2 separate regions of the Homo sapiens genome follow, and region 1 is linked to region 2. Evidence: chromatin loops called from intact Hi-C (ENCODE). Cell type or tissue: ascending aorta. All regions are shown on one strand. Links, peaks and the distances in the headings refer to the core of each region. The heading gives the core; the rest is flanking DNA. Region 1 holds the start of C1QTNF8 (C1q and TNF related 8). Region 2 overlaps CACNA1H (calcium voltage-gated channel subunit alpha1 H).

Region 1 (11,492 bases), core at 2,016-10,015, 86 kb before region 2:
GAGCTGGCAGGGACACGGGCTCTGTGTGGGGTGGGCGGGACGTGGCTGCAGCCTGGCTCTGCCTGCGTGGCACTGGGTGTCCTCACTTGGGAACGGGCTGAGTGAGCACAAGGCTCCCCAGAGTGCTGACCAGGCGCCCTGCTGCTGCAGCCAGGACCAGGCTGTGGGCTTCTCTCCTGGCACCTCTTAGCGCCACCGGCCGTCAGCACACGGGGTAGGGCTGGGGGTGTCCCGGTCGGGGTGGGAGGCCTGGGGTCTGCCAATCTCCCCTCGGCCCACCCCTTCCTGTTCGGGCGCCTTTCTCTCTAAGGCGGAAGCCTCTGTGCCAAGGCCCCGTGAGTGCCCGGAGATGGCTCCGACCCCTGCCGGTTGCCGGGCGCCCTGGGTGTGTCCCGCTATCCCAGCCAGGAGCAGACTCAGGCCCTGGGCCAAAGTGCAGCCTGAGGCCCCGCCCACCTCAGTGTGGGGCGAAGGAGAGGGAAGGTTCCGGGTCCAGCCCCAGCGCCAGTGCCCCTCCTGTCTCTAGCAGGGCCAGGGTTCACCAGCCACGGCCACCGGCCCCAGCCCCTCCTGTCCTTGGTTGTCACCACACTTCCAGAAGCCCTGCTACCGCCCCCCCACAGACACACAAGGTGGGACTTGAGTACGGGGCCACTTGGGGGTGCTGAGGGGCAGCCTGGCCCCAGGGACAGCCTCAGGGAAAGAGGTGGATGCCGGGCGACTTGGGAGGCAGCAGGCTTGGGCAGTGGGTGGGGGTGGCGCAGCCGGGACAGAGCCCCTCTCCCTGCAGAGGGGCCATGTGTGCACAGCAAATGGCGGGCCCCTGTAGCCGCCCCTCCTCCTGTCCTGCGCTGTTGGGGGCCACGCTTGTTCCCCCGCCTGCCTGGGGAGTGGCTCCAGCACACACACGCGGGTTCTGCAGACTCTGGCCGGGCCTCAGAGCACCATCTCCCAAGGGCAGGGCACCCTCTGTCCCAGGACAGGAGTGAGGCGAAGTGGAGAGGCGGGCGCGCCAGCCGGGGCTCCCAGAGTCCCCACAGGCGGACGTCTGTCTGTAAGGAGGGGACGGCACTTCCTGAGGGTGGGGCTGGGAGGTCCGGAGTCTTCACACAAAAACGGCGGCTGTGTTGGGAGATGGCCCCTGACCCCCATCTCCTGCCACCCTGCCCCCTCCTCCCCCGGTTCCTTTGCCCGACGCCCACTGCCGGTTGCCCCCAGGCCTGGCCCAGTGGTGGGTGGTGGGGATGACTGAGCAGCCCCTCAGGCTGGGGCCCCACAGCAACAGGGAGGGTCACTGTTCCCAGCTGCTTCCTCCCAGCCAGTGTGTGCTGCCAGATGGACAGACAAGGTCCCCCTGACCTGGGGGCTGCAGCCCGTGCCCTCCTACCTCCCTCCTCGGCTGGCCCCACCCTGCAGGGTGCACCCTGATGTTGGGGGCTGTCCTCTCACAGACCCTCCTGGGGCAGGCTGTGGGCCCAGCTGCTCAGAGATTGGTCAGTACTGGTGGGGGCCCCTGTGGGGAGGGAGTGGGGGCAGGGCAGGCCCTAAAGAGGGGGATGGGCGAGCCGGGCACTCCATGGGCCGGGATGTCCCAGAGTGGACAAGGATCAAGGGGCCGTGGGGGCACCTGGGACCCCGCATCCCTTCATCTGTTCGGCACCCATGGGCCCCCATGAGCCCACGCTGGGTGCACCTGTGGGGGCTCTCCTGCCCCCACCCGGGGATGCTTTATGGAAGGCCTTGTGAGGGTTCCAGGCAGCATGGCTGAGCTGCTCCTGATGCTGCTCCTGCCCGGGCCCAGTGGCCGCGCTGCCACAAATAGCACACCAAGGAGGAGGAGGCGGTGCGTGGGAGGCTGGGCCGGAGGGGCTGGGAAGAGGGGGAGGGAGGCCCAGGTCAGGTGGAGGTGGTTCCAGAGACAAGTGAGCACGTGGCTGGGAGAGCTTCCGGGAGGGGCCACAGCTGCTCCAGCCGGGGAGGGTAACAGAGGCTTCCAGTGACCAGAGCTGGGCCAGCCTCTTGCCTGGAGGGACCGACCCACCCACACTCCCAAATGGGGCCCTCTCTGCCCCCACAACTGCAGCCAGGCCATGTGGACCTGACTTTCATCCCTGTCTAAGCATAAGGCAACTCCGTGGGGGTCTGAGGCTTCCTCCGGCTCTGGTGCCCATCAGGGTCCAATCTTCCTCCAGCCCCCACACATTCAGACAGACTGAGGACCCATGAGCCCCCAAAACTGACCCCCTGCGCTCAGCCGCGTGTTTCCTGCCAAGGACAAGCCACCACTAGAGCAGCCCCACCCTCCCGGCCACCGTGAGTGCTGGGTGCCCCTCACACCGCCTGGAAGTGACCGTCTTCCTTCCACCCTTTTGGCCTCCCCTGGGTCCATCCACACCGGGCAGGTGCTTGGCAAATACGCAATGTCGAATGAATGTCTCCTCAGCAAGGGTGCCTGGCACAGCTTTTATAAGCAGAATGGCCCCTCGGCCGTGAGGGCGAGTACCTGGGTGAGCAACCGGGCTCCGACCACCCCATGAGGAGGCACCCAGCTCGCTCTACCACCTGGCTACGCCCACCGCACACCCAGTACCACAGGCCTCCGTCCATGTGGCTTCATGTGGTCCTTTCCTGTGCGCCAGCCCCTGTGAGGGCAGGTGCGGGTCAGACTTGCTCCCAACACACCCAGCACTCCACATGGCCCAGTCCCTGCACACAGTCGGCACTCAATCAATCCCTGCACACAGCTGGCACTCAATCAGTCCCTGCACACAGTCGGCGCTCAATCAATCCCTGCACACAGTCGGCGCTCAATCAATCCCTGCACACAGTCGGGGCACAACCAATCCCTGCACACAGTCGGCGCTCAATCAATCACTGCACACAGTCGGCACTCAACCAATCACAGCACACAGTCGTCGCTCAACCAATCACAGCACACAGTCGGCACTCAACCAATCCCTGCACACAGTCGGCGCTCAACCAATCACAGCACACAGTCGGCGCTCAATCAATCCCTGCACACAGTCGGCGCTCAACCAATCCCTGCACACAGTCGGCGCTCAACAAATCACTGCACACAGTCGGCGCTCAACCAATCACAGCACACAGTCGGCGCTCAACCAATCACAGCACACAGTCGGCGCTCAACCAATCCCTGCACACAGTCGGCGCTCAACCAATCACAGCACACAGTCGGCGCTCAACCAATCACAGCACACAGTCGGCGCTCAACCAATCACAGCACACAGTCGGCACTCAACCAATCCCTGCACACAGTCGGCGCTCAACCAATCACAGCACACAGTCGGCGCTCAATCAATCCCTGCACACAGTCGGCGCTCAACCAATCCCTGCACACAGTCGGCGCTCAACAAATCACTGCACACAGTCGGCGCTCAACCAATCACAGCACACAGTCGGCGCTCAACCAATCCCTGCACACAGTCGGCGCTCAATCAATCCCTGCACACAGTCGGCGCTCAACCAATCCCTGCACACAGTCGGCGCTCAACCAATCACTGCACACAGTCGGCGCTCAACCAATCACAGCACACAGTCGGCGCTCAACCAATCCCTGCACACAGTCGGTGCTCAACAAATCACAGCACACAGTCGGCGCTCAATCAATCCCTGCACACAGTCGGCGCTCAACCAATCACAGCACACAGTCGGCGCTCAACCAATCACAGCACACAGTCGGCGCTCAACCAATCCCTGCACACAGTCGGCGCTCAACAAATCACTGCACACAGTCGGCGCTCAACCAATCCCTGCACACAGTCAGCGCTCAACAAATCACTGCACACAGTCGGCGCTGAAGCTCCGCTGCCCGCCCACCCCACCACACCCACACCCACCCACACACACACACCCACACCCACCCCCACACACACACACACAGACACACACACACACGCGCGCGCGCGCCCGGTGCTCAGCCGCGGGGCCCCTCACCCGGCTACAGCTCGGCGGCCGGCTTGACCAGGTGGCCGCTGAAGGTGATGTAGAGGTCTCCGTGCTCGCCGTAGATGGCGTTGTCCCGGTCGCGCTGGAACATGCGCACCCAGACGGCGTCGCCCGCCGCCAGCAGCAGCATCAGGCTCTGGGCCTGCATGACGCTGCGCTCGCTGGGCTGCGCGTAGAGCACGGCCGCGGGCCGCCGGTTCAGCATGATGTGCAGGTAGGTCTCCTTGTAGTTCCAGGTGTGCACGTTGAGGCTGAGGAAGTAGACGCCGGGCACCGTGCAGAGGAAGCGGCCCGCGGCCAGGTCGAAGGCGCCGTCCAGGTTCACCAGCTCCGTGTCGAAGGGCACCGCCTGGAAGTGGTCGGAGCTGTGCAGGCCCTCGCGCCGGCCCACGGAGAAGGCGGCGTAGGCACGTCGGCACGCGGCGCCCGGCGGCCCCACCTGCCCCTTCTGGCCTCTGCGGCCCTGCAGGCCCCGGGCGCCTGGCGGCCCCTCTTTCCCGCTCCTGCCGGCCCGACCTCGGACGCCGGCCTCACCCTTCTCACCTGCAGGGGACAAACGAAAGCCACGGGTCGGGGCCGGGCTGGGCAGGCCTCCCCCATTCCAGCACCCAGGCCAGGGGCTGGGGCTCAAGGGTCACTGTAAGGACACACTCTTTGCAAGTGACGGCCCCTCTCCCAGTCTCCGCGTCCACGTCTGTAAGATGGGGAGAAGCCGTTCTCCAAAGGTGTGGCTAGACCAAGGCCTGTGGCAAGGCCGTCCCCACCGAGAGGGTGGGGACATGGGTGGTCAGGGCCAGCTACGGTCTGCGTTGGGTGTTAAAGAATGAGAAGGCTGGGAAGGTCCTACCCAAGCCTAACCTTAGTACAGCCTTCGGGACAGCGCAGCCGTGTCAAGGGGTCTCAGAGCAAGCGGGCTGCCCAGGCTCCCTTCCCAAGGGGCTGCTACTTTGGGGATCTCAGGAACCCTGGCCCCCTTCCCCAGGATCCTCAGCACCCCACTTTGGTTCATGGGTCCCTCCCCAAGCCAGGCTTCTTCCTGCTTGCGGGGGGAGCCCAGGGGTCCCTGTGCAGGGAGCGCTGCCAGGGCAGACACTGGTGCTCAGCGTGCCCCTCCCGCCCCTCCTCCCAAGCCCCAGGTGCTCCCCACTCCCTGTGGGCTGTTGGGTCCTGGTGGGGGAGCATGCAGGCAGCACCCACGGGCCTCACCTTTGAGGATTTCGATGTCTATAGTGGGCCGTACTCGAGGCAGCCCCCTCCACAGGTCCCCCCTCCACAGGTCCCTGTCACTCACCCGGGCATAGGGTCCAGGGGGCCAGGCCGGGCGGCAGCAGTGCACACAGGGCCTCCTGGGCAGCCCGGGCCAGGCCCCCACGGGCAGCAGCAGTGCTAGGAGCAGCAGGGCGGGGGCTGCCATCTTGGCCAGGGCTGGGGGAGAGGAAAGAGGGGAGGGACTGAGAAGGAGGTGCCCCAGCTGGAGCCCCCAGACCCTACGGCAGCCCGGCCCTGCCCCCGTTGGGAATACAGCCAGTGGAGGCGGGAGCTTCTGCCTGGGCACGGACGGTCCTGGCCCAGTGGGTGAGGCCAAGGCCGAGGCTCAGGGGCTGCTACACTCTGGGCCGCACCAGGCACCCTGCACACCTGGAGTCGGGGAGTCCTGGTCCCCAAAGCTGGGGCCCCCACACCCGGCAGATGGTGGGGAAGCCGTTGTGGGACACAGAGGTCTCTGAGACAGCCCTCTAAACTCAGGAGCGGGTAGCCGCCCAAGGCCCCACCCACTGTGGCTGGGCAGAGCCCTGGGGCGTGGTGGCTGGTCTGCTCCAGGGAAAGGCCCCCCAAGGCTGGCCTGGGGTGGGGGGCCCTGCACAGTGCACAGAGGCACCGTCTCAGCCAGGCCCAGAGAGCCTCTCGTCCGGAGCCCCCAGGGCAGGGCCTGCAGGGGCCTCGGGAGGCCACTCCTCTGCCTCCCCCAGACTAGGGAAGGATGGTCCCACCTTGGTGCCGAGGGGAAGCCAGAGCCAACCTGGGTCCCCCTGAGCAAGGTAGGCCCCCTCCCAACAGCAGCTGCCCCAACAAGCCTGGCCCCCCTGCCAGGTGGGCCTTGCCTACCCCACTCCCCTCACAGCCACATCTGGAGGCTTGGCCAGGAGTGTCTTCCGCTAGGGCAGGTGCACGGGTCGGGATCCTCAATATTCCCTGAAGATGGGCTCTGCTGGACAAAGATCTAGGCTGCCTCCTTCAGGAAGCCCTCTGGGATTGTAGCACAGGGCAAGGTCCTTCCTCCTGCAGTGGGTCATTCCAGGTGGGTGGAATGTCTCTGGCAGTTGAGACACCCTCTGCCTGCCTCCCCATGAGCTCAGCAGACCCTGACTCACCCCCTGGCCCCACTGGACACCACAAGAGCCCCCCTGGACTCCTCCGGCAGAGGGAGCCTGGCAGGAGTGGGTGTGTGCATGCACGGAGGCCTGCAGGAGCCCCCACGGAGTTCCCGGCCGTCCCAGCCCCTGGCCCTGCCTGGCAGACAATCAGGGCTGGATCATGCTCCGCTGGGGTTCAGGGGGAGCCCGACCTGCCCAGGGCGGCTGTGAAGACTCCCACAACCAGCCCCAGGCCCTGTGCTTCCTGTTACCGTCTCAGGGATGCTCCCTGCCTGGCCGGCCGTCTGTGTTACTGTCCCAGCAACCCAGCCGTCAAAGAGCCCTTTCATGCCCGCCTGGGCGCCCGTGGCTTCCTCTGGGCTGTCCAAGAGCAACAGGCCGAGAGGCCAGCTCCGCCGAGCCCTGGACAGGATCCTGGCAGGGCCCCTGTGTCCACTGCGAAGCCTGCCTCGCGGCCCCAGGGTCCTCCTGCCAGCCCCGTGCCCATGAGCGGGGCTGGGGCCCGGCGTCTTGGCCGGCTGGGTTGGGGGATGGTGCCGTGGGCACGCAGCTCTCCTCCATCGGGAAACCAAGCCTGCTGCCCGCCTGGGGTGCGGCGCCCTGAGGAGAAGCAGGCAGATGGAAGCTGTGGCTGGGCGGGCCCGGCGGGGGGGCTGTAGGCCGAGGCCCGTGTTCGGGGCCCAGACCAGGGCCTCCATGCTGCACGGGGCCCCCATGGCCACCAAGCCACCGGGTGACGCACAGCCCTCATGCTGCTGGCGGGGAAGCCAGGCTGGATGGAGCCCAGGAGCGCAGCCTCCCCAGGCTCCGTGGGGTCTCTTCATTCCCTCATGACACCCCTGGGGAGGCCCCGCACCAGCCCCGCCTCTCAGCGGATAAGGACTGGGCCGGACGACTCGCGGGAATGACTTCTAGGCCTCCCAGGCCTCAGCGGGCGGGGGCTCCATTCTCTGTGGGCCCCAGGCCAAGCCCACACAGCACCTTGGCCTTGTCCCGCTCCGACCCTGGGCCTCTGGACACGGACACGCGGCCATTCCCCACAGGTCCTTCCTCCACAAGCCGGCCCCTGTTGTGGGAGGTGCTGGACGTGGCAGGAGAATTGTGGCGGCCTTGCCTGAAAGCAGGCTGTGGGCGGGGAGGGGCCCCGAGCTGGCTCAGTCCCCTCGGCAGATTTGTGTGCGACCTGGGGTCCCGCTCTCCCCGCAGCCCCTCAGCTTGGCCTGGCCCTCAGCACCCCCATGCTAAAGACCGAGGAGGAAAGGAGGACAGGAGGTGAGGGGAGACCAAGGGGTCCCCCCTGTGGGAGCTTCGTGTGCCAGGCTGCGGGCAACGGGCTGGGGAGGGCTGTGGTGGGGACCGCACCAGCTGTAGCCGGTTCCAGGCTCCCCCCTCCAGGTGGCCCTGGGCGGTGACAGCTCACCCTTGGCAGCGGCACCCACTAGGCCCAGCGGCCCCCTCTGGGGACAGCCATCTTCACCCTGTTGGCTGTGGTGACACAGATGGGGTGTGAAGACCTGAGCGCCTGTGACTATGGCACCTGCATCCGACCGAGCCGGCTCAGCGTGGCTGTGCCCTGGGCGGCGAGAACACAGCTCTGCAGATGTGTCCCAGTGGGACAGTGTGCTCCTGGGGCTTGCAGAGAAAGACGGGCGGACGCCCACACTCTGCTGTGCCCTGGGTCTGAGCCTCAGCCTCCCATGCCCGTGAAATGGGCACCCATGGAGCTCAGAAGTATCCAGAGCGTCCCTGAGGCCTAGACACAGGGAACCCTGTGCCCCTCAGTGCCCCCCGACGCCAGCAGAACTGCCCCCTAAAAAGAGAGGCATGTTCCTGACAGTCCCCCTTGAGGGCAGGTCCCAGAGCCTCCCCACGCACAGAGCAGGGTGGAGGGAGGCTGAGGGGTGGGTGAACGGCCCGGGAAGGGTGCCTTTGGGTCCCTTGGGTTCGGGTGGCCCGGGATGACCCGTCCTGGGGAGAGTCCGTCTGGGCAGGCGGCTGGCAGGGCCGATGCCTGAACTATGTGGCACAGAAGCTGCAGGCCAGGCCTGAGTGGGGTGGGCAGGGAGCGCGGGGGGTGACTCAGTGGGGCAGGACAGCATGTCTCCTGGACAGAAATAGCCCTGGCCAGGCATGACCGCGGCATTGCCGTGGCGACGGGGGAGCGGCTGCTGCCGGGTGCCCTGGGGCCCACCCCCCACAGACACCCAGCAGCGTCCCAGGCGGGCCCCGGGAGGGCCGCCCCCTCTCCGTGCTGCGGGGCGCTTGTGCCAGTGAGGTGCGGGTGGAGGTGCCAGGCACTGGGGGAGGGGGCCTCAGCAAGACCCCCGACTCCACCCCTCTCTCCCAGCCTTCAGCTCCCTGCTGTACAGACTGGGGGCTCCTGGACGCCTGGGCTCACTCAGCCCCCGAGAGGAGTGGATGATCTTTCTAAAGGAAGGCGTTTGGGGTCCACCCAGAAAGTGGGGAGGGCTCCATCCCTGGGTTTCAGGATTTTACTACTAGACTGCGAAAGTCTGGGCCTCCTTTTTCAGCACAAGGCGGGCGGCCCCCGCGTGCCCTAGTCCAGTGGTCTGCCTGCACGTGGGGGAGTGGGGAGGTCAGGAAATTGGGGGCGGGGGTGTTGGCCCCTCTCCAGCCGGGGAGTCGCCCCCATTGCTGCAGCCATCAGCCTGGCCCTGACGTGGGAGCACAGTGGGCGCAGGGACCCCTGGGCTCAGTGTCCCCAGCTGTAAAGTGCACGTGAGGCCTGACATTGGAACCTGCCTTGTGCTCGGAACAGCGCCTGGCTCCGTGTTCCCAGGCTGGTGCCACCAGCCAGCCTCAGCGACTCCTTCCAGGCCCCCTCCCCCGTGCCCCAACCCTCGGCTTCTCATCAGCCACCCCCTCCCCGAGGGGACATGCCAGAGCGCTGCCTGGGCCTGGGCAATAATGAGGCCTGAGTGCGCGGCCGGCGCGGAGGGACCATTATCTCCCAAGGCTCTTAATGGCCACTGGCCGAGAGTACATGTGATGAGCCGCCACAGGAGGTGACAGCAGCCGGCAGCTCCCTGTGGGGCTGGAGCAGACACGGCACGGGGACCTCACCCCAAACCCACACCCACGGAGGCTGGCACGGGGTCTGAGTTCCACCCAGAGCCCTGGATGCGGGATGGGGCAGTGCCAGGCCACCCCTCCTGCAGCTGCCACCCACCCACACCCTCCCCCTCCCTGGCCATGGTGTCCCAGGTGGCAGGGAGTGAAGCCCCCACCCAGGAGCCTCCCGTGGCTCAGGGGCCTTTGAGTTCACCAGCTTCTGCCTGGCTCCAGGCCCCCCCATGCCAGGGGGACTGCAGAGAGGCGGTTCCTCGTTCCCCCGGCAGGTCACTGCTCCAGACCGTCTGGTGCTCTTGAGCAGCTTTGAGGGGCTGCGTGCACAGGACATGAGCTGCCTGCAGCCCCCGGGTGAGGCTCCACGCTGGGTCCTCTTCTCTGTTCCTGGCTGCTCAGACCCAGTGGCAACAGCACCCAGGGTGAATTTTAATGGCCCCAAAGAATGAGAGTCGGGCCCTGGTTGTCGCCGTGGTGACCGGCGGCTCCTAACGAACAACATGGCTTCCGTGGTGACAGGAGGTGACATTTTCTCTGGAACATCCTGTGCTGGAGAGAAGGTTCTGGAAGCTCTCAGGCCCACCTTTCAGGGTCAGGGTCTGCCCCTCTGGGAGGGGCCAGGTGGGCAGAGGAATCGTTGCTGCCCGGCAGTGGGGCTCCGAGCTGGTGGGGGGCCCGGTCCGGTCAGCAATGAGCCTATCGCAGCACGGCCTCTCCCAAATCACAGCAGCTGCCCTGCTCCCTGGGCGGTCCCGGGGCTGCAGGAGAAAGGGCAGGAGGACCCATCCGTGCTAAGGCTTGGAGCTGAATCACGTGGCAGGGCCTGGGCTTTCCCGGGCCTCGGCGTCCTGTCTGCAAAACGGGGATAAGTACCCTCTCTCCGGGGTCACCAGCATGGGCTGGGGCCTGGCCACTGCCTACATGCAGCTCCCCCCACCACCAGACAGCAGGGGGGACCGCCTGAGTCCATCCCACCTGCTGGGGGTGCCCTCGCACGCCCCCGCCACACACACCTCTTCCTCCCACAGGGCCCAGGGCTGAGGGAGAGGGGCTGCCTGGGCAGGCACCCGGGTGAGAGAGCCCAGAGACCTGAAGGGCTTGGCCTCAGTGAGCTCCAGATGAGGCGAGAGGCCCAGCCCTTGTACCTTGGCCTGTGCTGTGGAAGTCAGGCCCCCTCCTCCAGGAAGCCCTCCCTGCCCCACCTGCTCACACACAGCCTCGCCCAGATTTCTCCCCGTGCAGGCTCCGCCCGCCAGGTGACCGTGCTGGCAGTCAGCACCGTCCCCTCCCCACAGCAAACAGCAGGAGACTTGGGGTGGCGTTTTTCCTCTCCAGCAGTGGCCTCTGCAGGGGGTGTCAGCAGGTGGGGGAGAGAGGTCCGGTAGCCCCACTTGAAAGGCGCCCCACTCTCCTCCCAGCGCCCCCCGCGCAGCATCTTCCACCTGCTGATCTCACCCAGCTCACAGGTGTCCCAGTGGGTGGTTGAGGCAGAGGGGCTTGTACCTGTTACCTCCCCGTCCCCTCCAGGCTGGTATAGGAGCCCTATGGGCCTGGGTCTTGGAGACGGCACCCCCACCTACATGCTCTCCGGGTGGGCCCCATCCTGGGGGGTGCGGGAGGGACCCCCTGCCGATCTGCCTGTCTAAGTCTGGGAGTCCTGGGGACAGTGGGGCTGCGGAAGGGGGCAGTCTGGGTGGGACCCACCTGGAGGATCCTCCCAGCTGGTGCACCAGCAGTGGGAGGAGCTCCGGGCAGAGCGAGTGCCCAGTCTCAAAGGATATGAAGTTGAGGCTGGGGGCCTAGAGGTGCAGGGGGAGGAGGTGGGGAGGCGCGGGGGGAGGGGGCGGGGAGGTGCGGGGGGAGGGGGCGGGGAGGTGCAGGGGTCCCAAAGGATGTCCCAAGGCCCCAAGACTCTGGCGAAAGGACGGAGGAGCCAGCACTGGTGGGGGAGCGGGGAGGCGAGCAGGGAGCGGAGCCGGATGGCCAGGCTCTGGGCTGGACACGCCATCCGTGGCTGGGCTGTGCTGTGGAGCCCCAGCCCTCACCTGCTCTTGTCCTGCCCTC
Region 2 (11,492 bases), core at 1,610-9,609:
CCCCCAGTGCAGGCTCTGCAACAGCCTGGAGTTTGACCCCAGTTCCTCCGTCTGGACCTGGCCTGGGGGCTGCCATGCTCCCAGGACATCCTGGTGGCTGCTGGGTCCCAACCCCGTTCGTGGAGGCGCCTCCCACTCCCATCGCCCAGTCACAGGACACACCGTGTCTAGCGGGCTCTGATCTTTACACCTCATCGCAGATTGGCTTGCATAATGGCTCAGCTGGGTTCTAGACTTTGGGAATTTCAGCCTAACCCATTAAACATAAACGCTGTGTGGTTACAGATGCTGTGTGGTTAGAGATGTTTGTGCTGGAGCTGCCCTGACTGTCGGTTCTGAGCTTGGAGCTCTAATTAGTGCCCGACGGGGCATCTCACCCACCACGGGAGGGCAGGGGCGAGGCGCAGCAGCAATGTCTCGGAGCTCCCCTGCCCATCCTTGGGTCCAGCTGTGAGGACAGCCAGGCATGGGTCTGGGAGGGCTGTCCCCGCAGAGTGGGGTCGGCCGCTCCTACTCTCGGCAGCACCAGGGTCTCTGCATGGACCCCAGCTGCCGTCTCTTTCTGCAGGTGGGCATGGCAATGACCTGTGGCTCGGGCTGAGGAGGCCTGGGGCCAGTACTTCCCCCCATGCTCAGAGGTGACGGGCCTGGGCTGCTGTGGGGATTCCGAGAATGGAATCTGGGTCTCAGGTGACCCCCCAACCAAGGGGTTCCGGGTTTGTCTGCACAGGCCCCGGGACCAGCCACTGTAGCAGTGAGCAGGGGGCTGATGGGGGTCCGGGGGCCGGCTGGGCACCAAGTCTCTGTGACCCACAGGGGATGCTCATGAAGCTCAGTTTATCAGCCCAGAAAATGATGGTGCTGGGAGGGGAGCGGGGCCGCCCCGCCGGGGAGCTGCCTCTGTCCTGCCTCCCCTCGGCCCTTCCCCCGCGTCTCTTCACCCCAGGGGACGGGGAGGGGGTCCTAAGGATGATGTGGCTTTCTGAGGGCTGAGTGTCTGCTACGGCTGCTGTGAGGATGTTCCGTGGACAGGGTGGCCTGGGTTTGGCTTAGGTGGGGGCAGAGTCCCCAGGCTGGGAGGAGGCGCTGGAAAAGGCCTGGGCAGCCTCACTCCCTCCCCCCAGGAGCTTCCCCCAGGCCCTCCGCACCTTCTCTGAACCCTACACTGAACCCCAAAGGTCACTGACTTCACAGGCTGCCACCTTCAGGTGTCTGTCCTGGGCGGCCCTTTTTGTCATTCCACTGACATTTACAAAGGACATCTCGGACTCTCGGACCCTTGGATTTCTAAGTGACACAGGCTGGATGGAGTTTGACTCCACCAGGGGCTGCTGTCCCCCAGGCCTCTCCCAGGGCCGATCCCCTCCAGGGCCGGGTCCCCTGCTGCCCGGGCCTCAGCCCCGGCTCTGACATTTACACACTGCAGCCGCCGGCACCCTCGGAGACAGCCTGAAGTTCAGGGCCGAGGGCCCTCCTCATGGTACGGTGCGGGGACGGCGTCTGACCGAGGCCCACCCTGCCGTCGCCCCGGAGTCCCCCAAGCTGGCACAGCTAGCGGCTCACGGTCACACGTCTGTCATAGGTTTGAGGGCTGAATTCTGACCGGGGCAGAGAGTGGAACGAGCTCCAAGTGAGAAATGGGGTGTTGGGGTGGAAGGGAAGGGGCCCCCCAGGACAGGCTTGGGAGGGGGCGTCCTAGTGTGCTTGGGCTGTGACAGAAATTCTGAGGACGTGGTGGCCGGGGACAGAGGGAGTGTGTTTCTCGGTTCTGGAGGCTGGACGTCCCAGGGAAGGGCTGGGCAGGATGGGGCTCCACGGGGGCCACTTCTGGGTGCAGACGCCTGCTTCTGCCTGTGTCCTCACCTGGTGGGAGGTGGAGGGGTCTCTCGGGGTCCTTGTTACAAGGGCATTAACCCCATTCCTGAGGGCTCCGCCGCTCCTGACCTCACCTCATCCCAGTCACCTCCCAAAGGCCCCACTGGGTCTCAGCGTCTGAACTCCATGGGGACACAAACTCTCCGTCCCCAGCAGGTGCCCGGGCTGCGGGCACCGCCCTTTCTCCCTGGGACCCCCGGGGTCTCTCCCGCCCCCTCTCCCTGAGGCCTCCCCCACTCCCTCTCCCTGGGGACCCCATGGTCCCTCCCCCACCCCGGAACCCCCCCCCCCATGGACTCTCCTGCCCCCTCTCCCTGGGGCCTCCCCCGCCCCCTCTCCCTGGGGACCCCATGGTCACTCCCCCACCCCGGAAACCGCCCCCCCATGGACTCTCCCGCCCCCTCTCCATGGGGCACCTCATGGTCCCTCCCGGCTCTGCCTGGGATCCCCCAACGGGCTCTCCTGCCCCGGCTCCTTGGATCCCTCCATGGTCCCTCCCGCCCCCTCTTTCTGGACCCTCCCCCACGGCCTCCCCAGCCGCCTCATTTACGGGCTTCTTCTGGTGCCCCCATATTCATATCTCAGAGTCCTAACCCACCCCCGAGTCCCCATATTCATATCTCAGAGTCCTAACCCACCCCCCCAAGTGCCTCAGAATGTGACTGTATTTGGAGATAAGGGCCCTTTCGAAGGGGGTTAGGACTAGGTGAGGCCACAGGAGGACACAGATGCAGAGGGGTGACAGTGGCGTCTACAGGCCAAGGACAGCAGCCGCAGGAGGAGCCGGCCCTGCCCACAGCATGGTCTCGGACTCCAGCCTCCAGGCTGTGGGAGAGTGAGCGTCTGTTGCTTCAGCCGCCGCCATCCAGCAGACCAGCATCCAGCCCCAAAGGGGCCACACTGTCCCTCGGGTCCCTCCCTGACCCCTGGCCAAACCTGGCTCACCCCCGGCCAGGAGCTCCTGGGCAGGTTGGGCCCAGATGCCCCTGCCCCTGTCTCCTCCAAGCTCCAGAAGTCGGGGTTGGGGTGAAGAGATGTGGCGGAGTGGCCGGGGCAGGCAGGTGTGGCTGCCAGGGCAGAGGAAGGACCGAACGGTGGCATCTCCCCAGCAGGGTGGCCCCGCGCCCTTGCCAGCCCCGGAGGACCAGATGGTGGCATCTCCCCAGCAGGCTGGCCCCGTGCCCCTCCCAGCCCCACCATTTTCCTCGGGATAAACTGAGGCTCTGTGACCTCTGTCAGGTCACAGAGACCCTGTTGGGTGGTGAATGGGTGACCCGTGGACACCAGGCTGTGGCGGGTGTAGGGTTCAGCCCTCCCTGCACACTGTTACTCAGACCTGCCTGGGAAGCAAAACCACAGCAGAGCCACCCCTGGCTGGGCCTGGCCGTCGTCTCCCCAGGAGTGAGAGCTGTGCTTTTATCTGACGCGCCTCCCGGGACTGGTGGAAGGGGTGTGTGGCGGCCCTGTGGGTGGGGTTTGGCCTCAGGGGCTCCTGGGTAGGGTGAGTTGGGGGTCCCTGACCTCAGTCACCAGGCTGTGGTGGACGGAAACCCTGGCTGACCAGGCATCGGGGATTGGGGGCCCCCCCATGGACTCTCCTGCCCCCGCGAGGTTGGGGAGGTGGGAGAGCCGACCGAGCCGCTGCTGAGTGGCTGTTCCGTCCTCCTCATTTATTTATTGATGTGTGTGTGTGTCGTTGTTGTTGCTGGTGTGATCTCGGCTCACCCCAATCTCCGCCTCCCGGGTTCAAGCGATTCTCCTGCCTCAGCCTCCTGAATAGCTGGGATTACAGGCGCCCGCCACCATGCCTGGCTAATTTTTGTATTGTTAGTAGAGACGGGATTTTATCATGTTGGCCAGGCTGGTCTTGAACTCCTGACCTCAAGTGATCCACCCGCCTCAGCCTCCCAAAGTGTTGGGATGACAGGTGTGAGCCACCACGCCCGGCCTCTTTTTTTTTTTTTTTTTTTTTTGAGATGGAGTCTTGCTCTGTCGCCCAGGTTGGAGTGCAGTGGCGTGATCTCCGCTCACTGCAACCTCTGCCTCACGTGTTCAAGCGATTCTCCTGCCTCAGCCTCCCACGTAGCTGGGATTACAGGCATGTGCCACCACGCCCAGCTAATTGTTTTGTATTTTTAGTAGAGACGGGGTTTCACCATCTTGGCCAGGCTGGTGTTGAACTCCTGACCTCATGATCCACCTGCCTCGGCCTCCAAAAGTGCTGGGATAACAGGCGTGAGCCACCATGCCCGGCCCGGCCTTGTTTTTTAATATACATCTGGTTGCCGGGTGATACTGAGGGGGCCGGGCTCTGCAGGCACAGGGCTGAGGGGCGTCGTGTGGATGGACGGCCAGCCCGTTGGGTGCCCTGGCTGGGTCCCTGTCCCTGCACACCGGGTCAGCCGGCTCCTGGGTGCACAGGCAGGTGGTGTGCGTCCGCATTGCAGAACACGGGGCGTTGCAGGCCGGAGCTGGGTTTTCACACAGATTGAGACCAGGCGTCGCCCACAGAGCATAATGTGAGGCGAGAGGGACTCGGGCTGCTGTGGGCTGGGGAGGACGGTCCCATAGCTGGGGGCAGAGCAGGGCAGGCTGGGTGAGGAGGGGGCACCCCAGGTGTCTGAACCCCAGGTCTGTGGAGGCCCGAGGTCTGAAGGGAAATCCCCAGTGGTGGGACTGGAGGTGCCGTGGAGGGTGGGCCTGTGTCCTGGTGTCCCTGGCGTCCCCATACCCCCTCCGAGGCACAGCCACAGTCTCTGGGTCCTGAGCAGGGGCTGCAGTCACAGCCAGGCCGTGGGGGGGCCAGGGAGGAGGGGCTGCTCTCCATAGTGTGTCGGGTGGGGAGTGGCCCACCTGGCCTTGGCTTTCCCGGGGCAGGTAGGGAGGGGCCTGGGCAGGGCGGGGCAGGGAGGGATGAGGTGCAGACTGGGGAGAGTGCAGGGTGTGCAGCGGGGGCTGGGATGCCGCCGAATAGGGGCCTGTGGCTCCCACAGGGAGGCCCCTTAGGTGAAGAGGACCAGAGTGAGGTCAGCCCTGGTCCACAGCCACCCCGCCCTGGACTCCCCGGGCCAGCACCCGACCTGGCCGCCAGCGTGCTGAGGACAGACCTGCTGGGCCGCGTTGGCAGGGGCTCACCCCGTCTTCCCGCAGGAAAGCGCCTTGGCGGGACTGCTTCCGCCAGCTTCCCGGCCAGACCCAAGGGTGGAGCTCCAGGCCACGTTCCCATGGAGGGAGCGCCTGGTCCCCTGGGGTGGTCTCTAATTTGGGCCACGGCAGCTGTGCAGTGGCGCTCAGGCAGTTATTTCTGGCCTGGAGAATTCCAGCTCGGAGCAGGCCCCACAGGCCCGTCCCAGGGGCAGGCGGCCGTCTTCCCCAAGGTCCCCTCCTGGCTGGGTTTCTGCTGCCCACGCCTTTCCCTTCCAAGCCTGGGGGCCCGCAGCACCCTCATATGGGGACCAAGATGGGCAAGGGTGAGGCCAGAGGAGAGGAGCTCTCACCCGGCATGGCCGGCCCCTCCACCTCCCACTCCACTGCCAGGACAAAGCCAGCCTGACCAGGTGGCCCTGACCGGGGACAGCTGCCGAGCCCCCGGCAACGGTGGGAGCTGAGCCAGCGCTTTGACGCCCGCGTCGGCCAGGAGAGTCTGGGGGTCTGCTCCAGTTCCGGCAGAACATCCTGGGTGGTCGTGCCCCCGAGGTCCTTGCCGGTGTGGCTGCACGCTGCCACCAAGTGGCTGGCAGGGCCTCAAGCTTCCCGCAGGCACGGAGAGGAGGGCTGGGATCAGGCACTTTTCCACTCAATTATGCCTTGAAAAGTTCCCAAATCAAGCTCTTTATTAGAGATAAATAGGTATATTAGGTCTCTTTCTAATTAGCATGGCTTTTAAAATTGTGCGCAGTTAGAGGGAGCTGTCCGCGTGTGCTCCAGCTCCGTGGTGGTGCTGCGAGCCAACCTCTCCTTTCATTCCTGGAGGTGGGGGACCCGCCCTCATCTCAGGCCTGAAGAGGGCTGTGTGTGAGTTCTCCACTTGTGTGTGGGGTGAGCCCGGCCCATGCACACAGCTACACACACATCACACACCCACACCCGGACACGCGCCTCAGGTCCCCACACTGCCCTTACACACATGCGCCCCTCACACATGCATGTCCCCTTTGCACACACGCCCCCTCGCACACGCATGCCCCCTCGCACACGCATGCACACAGGCTCACTCTGCTGCCTGTCCCTGGCTGCTGTGTGCTTCCGGCCCTCCCTGTCTCCCCACACAGATGGACACAACGCTCCCCAGGGTGAGAAGTGGCCGCCCAGGTGAGCCTGGTGTTTCCCCGGGCTGTGGCAGGGGCAGGAGCAGGGTCCGTGCCTGAGACAGCGCAGGTGATGTGATTGTTTTGGCCCCTCCGGTGGGTGGCAGGTGGGAGGCTCTGCGGGGTGGAGGAGGCGGGCCTCAGCCCACCTGGGTGCAGCCTGGCGGACATAGAGGCGGAGGCCAGGGCCGCTCTCTGTGGGGCCAGAGTCTCCCGAGGCCATTGCTCAGGGAGGAGCTCTGTTGAGATGGAATGTTCCGGCAGCCGGGAGTGAGCCGTCCACTCATGCATCAGTGATTTCAATCCCCCAGGTGGTGGCCTGTGGTGGGTGTGGGCTCCCCGCACCCCTGCGCTGGGGGCGGTGCTCTCCCACGGGCAGCCCAGCCCCCGTGCCCTCCTGTGACCCGCGGCGCCGGCTGGAGACAAACACTCCATGTTTGGCTGCTGCCCGGGCTCCCCACCCCCAACTGCCCGTGTGAGTCACGCAAGTCCAGGCGGCTGGCTCCGGCCACGTTCCCCTGGCCAGGCCCCTGGGGAGAGGGGCTCCCACATCGGGGGCCTGGCTGGGGTGAAAGCTCTGGGCAGGCTGCACATTGAGACTCAGAGCAGACTGGGGGTTGGCTGGGAGAGGCCAGGGTTGAGGACCAGGACAGAGGCCAGGAGAGCTCGCAGCCCCCCGACGAGGCTGTCAGTCACTGTGGCGGGGACCCCCACCCTGGCCCTCCTCTGACGTTGCCCAGACCCTCTGTTCCCTGCCTGGGATGGGGTGCAGGTGACCTCTCTGGAGCTGAGTCCTGAGTCCTGGGCCCAACCTGAGAGCTCCCCAGGTCAGGAGTCGGCCACAGGGTCCATGGGCACTGCAGGTTCTCAGGAGGGCAAGCCCACCTGTCCCATCTCTGGACAACTGGGTTTCCAGGGCTGGTACAGGTACCTGTGAAGGAGGTCTGGGCCCCACCCACCACCCCCGCCCCCACCCTCTGTGACCCGACACCCCCAGCAGCAGGGACTGGGGTGGGACACGGTGGGGCCCCAGGTGGCGGTTTCCAGGAAGTTCTGTGTCAGGCATGGAGCCCTGGAACCCGGTACCCTCCACCCCCGTGCGGCTGTGGGAATCCTGGGGCTGCCCTCGGGATCTGGCCTCTGGGACCCCTGACGGGTTCTATTGCGTCTGATGGCGCCGCGTTCCCCCAGTTTTCCCCCAGCACAGAGGGGTTCTTAGGACCTCACCCCTTCCTGAGTTAAAACCCTGCGGTGGCTTCTCCCGAGGAAGGAGACGGGCGTGGGGGCCGCCCTCAGCGTGGAGCCGGGAATCCCTCCTGGCCCCTCCCCCCAGCCCTGACCGGGCTTCCTCCTCCCTTGTCTCCATGGCAGCGGCCTCCGGGGAAGGAAGAGAAACCTCCTTCAGTCAGCGCATCCCCGGCAACCCTGATCCTGGATCGTGTGGCTGCCTTGCCCTCCCCCTTCCCACCCAGTTCCCTCCCGCTAAGAGGCCCCGCTGGAGAACAGGACACGTGCCTGTCGTGGCATTGGGGTCGGGGGTCCGGGGGAGGCGCCGCACTCAGGGCAGGCTCTGGAGCTCCCCGGGCACCGTCCCGTCCTGCAGGTTTGATGTACTTTCTGTCATCTACCCTGTGAGGCTGGGGGGCGGCCCTGGGGGGAGCGTGCAAGAGCACATGCGTATACACGGGTGAGCACGTGACCTGGCGTGTTGCTCCCCCAGTGGGGTCTGTCCCGTCCCACCTGCTGGGAGACTCCAAAGTCTGCAAACATCTGGCTCCAGAATTTCGCCACTGCAGAGGGAGACTGAATTAATTCCCTCCTGGATCGGTTAATTAACGACAGGTGCCCTGGAGCCGTGTCCATGCCGCCTGGGGAAGGTGCGTCTGCCTCGGCAGCTGTGGCTGCCCCGGTGCTTCATCGGATGCCAGGGACAGAAGAGTCAAGGCCAGCCGGGCTGTGCCTGGCCCATCAGGCCTAGGTGGAGCTGGTAGGGGAGATGGGACACCAGCCCATTGCACAGGGTGTAGGCGGGACTGCTCTAGACCCCAGGGCATCACTCCTGCCCACAGGGGGCTTCCGGTGCTTCAGGAATGGTCAGGCCCAGCCTGCCGCATGCATGGGGCCCCTCCCCGAGCCCTGAGACCAGGGAGCAGACCCTGGCCAAAGCTTCCCCTGCAGCAAGCACTGAGTCCTTGAAAGCTTTGGGCCTTACTGCCCGAGGCAGAGGCCAGAGGCCGGACTGTGGAGGCCGGCAAGCGTGGGACCGAGGCTCAGGGGTGAATGGGGCCAGCAGCCCCAGAGGACTCCAGGCGGCTTGGCCTGGGCACCTGCACACAGCAGCTGTCCTGTCTTTGAGAGGCATCCGTGGGGAGGGCTCATCACCTGCCGGCCTGGGCTGCTCGTTTCCCGGCCCTCACCCTCATCCTCTGTGAGCCTGGGAGGAGGCACGGATGCCGCATCAGCCTCCAGGCATCCCTGCCCTCTCGTAGGCATCCAGGCCCCCTGGTGGAAGGCAGGTCTCAAGGGGCTGGAGGGTGCCAGGAGTTGTCACGTGGCCGGGTGGGTCTGGGGCATGTGAGGGCCTTCTGCTCAGCGAGAGTGGAGGCCACGTGGCAGGAGGAGGAGACACCCCCACCAACCTATGCCTGCCCATGTGCCGGGTCTCAATTCCTGGTCCAAAGGGCGCCTTCAGTGGCGACTGCAGACAGGTGCGGGGCTCCAGCGAAGGGAAGCTGCCATTTAAAGGCAAAGCTGGGAACGCAGGCTGTGGTGATGACTGAAGTGAGGTTCACGTACCATGGGATTAGCCATTTTTTTTTTACTTGTTTATGTGACGACCAGCGGATTTTAAAGCGCACGGGTTAGCGACCTTCGTGTTGTTGAACCATCACCTCTGCCTAGTTCTGGAATGTTTCCCTCACTCCAGAAGGAAACCGCATCCCCATCAGCCCTCGCTGCCCAGCCCTGGTGGTCTCTACCCCGCTTTGTCTCTGGGTTTGCCTGTGCGGGACTTTCCGTGTGACATGTGGTCCTTCTGTGCCCAGTTCTTCCCAGCATCATGTTCCCGGGTTCACCTGTGTTGTGGCGTGTGGAGCTTTCTTCCTTTTCATGGCTGAGTAATATTCCAGCGTGTGACCAGACCACGTTCCGTTTGTTCACGGGTCTGTTGGTGAACACCAGGGCTGTTTCCATCACAGGCCATCGGGGTCAGTGCCGCTGTGGACACGTGTGGGCCCGTCTGTCGTGAGTGCCCGTTTCCTTTGTCCCTGGTGTAGGCAGGATTGGCGTTCATAGCCTCACCCACCGGTTATCCGGAGCTTAGACGTGCCCGGGTGGCAGCTGGACTCCTGGACGGTGTCTGTGGGTCCTGCCAGCGGCAGCCAGACTCCCACATGGACGCTGCCATCTGCAGAGTCCCCCCCCCCGCCGAGTCTGCTTTTCTGGGGAACCCTGGAGATGCTCAGAAAGCCTAGTGGGGCACGGGGGTCCATGGCGGGTGAGTAGACGGTCAGCGTGCGTAGGGGCCGGAGGCGGGGTACGTGGGGGGCGGGCGAGTAGACGGTCGGCATGCATAGGGGCCGGAGGCGGGGTGTGTACGGGGCGGGTGAGTAGACGGTCGGCGTGCGTAGGGGCCGGAGGCGGGGTGTGTACGTGGGCAGGTGAGTAGACGGTCGGCGTGCGTAGGGGCCGGAGGCGGGGTGTGTATGGGGCGGGTGAGTAGACGGTCGGCGTGCGTAGGGGCCGGAGGCGGGGCTGTGTACGGGGCGGGTGAGTAGACGGCGTAGGGGCCGGAGGCGGGGTGTGTACGGGGCGGGTGAGTAGACGGCGTAGGGGCCGGAGGCGGGGTGTGTACGGGGCGGGTGAGTAGACGGCGTGCGTAGGGGCCGGAGGCGGGGTGTGTACGGGGCAGGTGAGTAGACGGCGTGCGTAGGGGCCGGAGGCGGGGTGTGTACGGGGCGGGTGAGTAGACGGCGTAGGGGCCGGAGGCGGGGTGTGTACGGGGCAGGTGAGTAGACGGCGTGCGTAGGGGCCGGAGGCGGGGTGTGTACGGGGCGGGTGACTAGACGGTCGGCGTGCGTAGGGGCCGGAGGCGGGGTGTGTGCAGGGCCAGGGTGTACCGTGCTGGTCCTCCCAGGGCTGCTTGGGGAGAGCCTGTTTCCTTAGTGGTGTTTTGAATAAGAATGCGCGGCTCCCTCGAGGTGTCCCAGTGGGGCTGTTCAGAAGCTGGGCCCAGGGAGCCCTGAAGGCAGGGGTCCAGCCTGCCGTGACCGCACAGGCCCAGATTCCTGGACGTTTCGCTTTCGTAATTGCACACGCAGGGCCTGGATTCGCCGTGCAGAAAGCCGGACGATGCCGCGGCGTGGGGTGAACGTCAAAGGGTCACTGTGGACTCTGCCCACGTCCTGAGTGCCCTCGTCTTGTCCCTCTCCACGGCGTTCTCATCCTCCGGCGATTCCCTGGGAACGTCTCTGTACCTCTGCACACGTGCCCACACACATGCCCCTCGAGATGGCCTGCACTGTGGCTTCTGTCGTGAATGTGGTCACGTGTCCTCCGTGACTCGCTCCTCCTGCCCCGTGTGCCCTGGACCTGGCTCGGTCCCGATGCCCGTGGCACCACCGCCTCCTCAACGGGTGGCCACGTAATGCTTCCTGGCCGGTGAATGTGCCACGGCAGTGGAGATATTCTGCCCTTCTAGCTCTTCTGTATACAAGCAGTGCGCCCTGGTTCTCAGGGCCGTGACCACCACCATGACCGGCAGACTTCAGGGCGGTCCGTCCCACTCCCGTGGCCTCGAGGGTCCTTTGGAGCTGCCGCGGTTCTGAGTGGGGGTGGACACGGACACAGGGCTGGTTCCCGGGGATCTCCTGTACCACCCACTGACTCCCAGGGTCTGCGGCTGGCCCGGCCCCTCCTGGGTCTCTTGATGTGGGACCAAAGCTGTTGCTTCCTCTGCGGCAGAGGCGATGGAGTCCCTCAGAGCCCGCGACCGTCCCCTCCGCACTGCGGGCTGATAGCGCCTGTGGGAATGGGCTTCCCCGGTGAATACACATAGGTCGTCTTCTTGAGCAAATTGGAAAAGTAAGGTTGAGCGTTCCTGAGAATGAGGGGCCGGGAGGGGAGGAGGCGGCCAGCGCCGCGTGGGGCCGTGGGCAGAGCGGACAGGGAGGGAGCGGCCTCAGCCTTGGCACCCTCTACCCAGGGCAGGGAGGGGTTTGCCCAGCCAGGGGTGGGTACAGAGAGGGGAGCACGTGGCTAAGAGTCCTGGTTGCCTGTGACCTCAGCTGCAGTCTGTGCCCTGCAAGGCAT

The links. A loop is a pair of places that touch in the nucleus more often than their neighbours do. Peaks named below come from ENCODE experiments on the same cell type or tissue, not always from the same donor. Only the 100,000 strongest peaks of a DNase experiment are listed, where the experiment ranks them.
Region 1: a loop joins it to region 2, with 6 times the contacts of the local background. A loop is called at or near these places in 84 of 110 quality-filtered maps.

What each region holds. Positions count from the first base shown.
Region 1 is chr16:1,089,543-1,101,034 of GRCh38, forward strand. C1QTNF8 (C1q and TNF related 8) reads right to left here and starts at 6,702. Exons shown (of 5, transcript NM_207419.3): 1 at 6,614-6,702; 2 at 6,073-6,246; 3 at 5,173-5,391; 4 at 3,955-4,509; 5 at 1-1,052. The coding sequence starts at 5,380. The coding sequence ends at 3,959. In ascending aorta, for the core only: a CTCF peak has its summit at 6,370 (motif pointing right); DNase peaks (open chromatin) are centred at 6,345, 6,729, 7,216 and 8,399; H3K4me3 peaks cover 1,428 bases; H3K27ac peaks cover 6,172 bases.
Region 2 is chr16:1,175,905-1,187,396 of GRCh38, forward strand. The region is part of intron 2 of CACNA1H (calcium voltage-gated channel subunit alpha1 H); the gene reads left to right. Among named protein-coding and RNA genes, the nearest start is that of CACNA1H, 29 kb to the left of the region's middle. In ascending aorta, for the core only: no CTCF peak of the experiment used is centred there; DNase peaks (open chromatin) are centred at 5,067, 6,587 and 7,518; H3K4me3 peaks cover 2,331 bases; H3K27ac peaks cover 3,160 bases.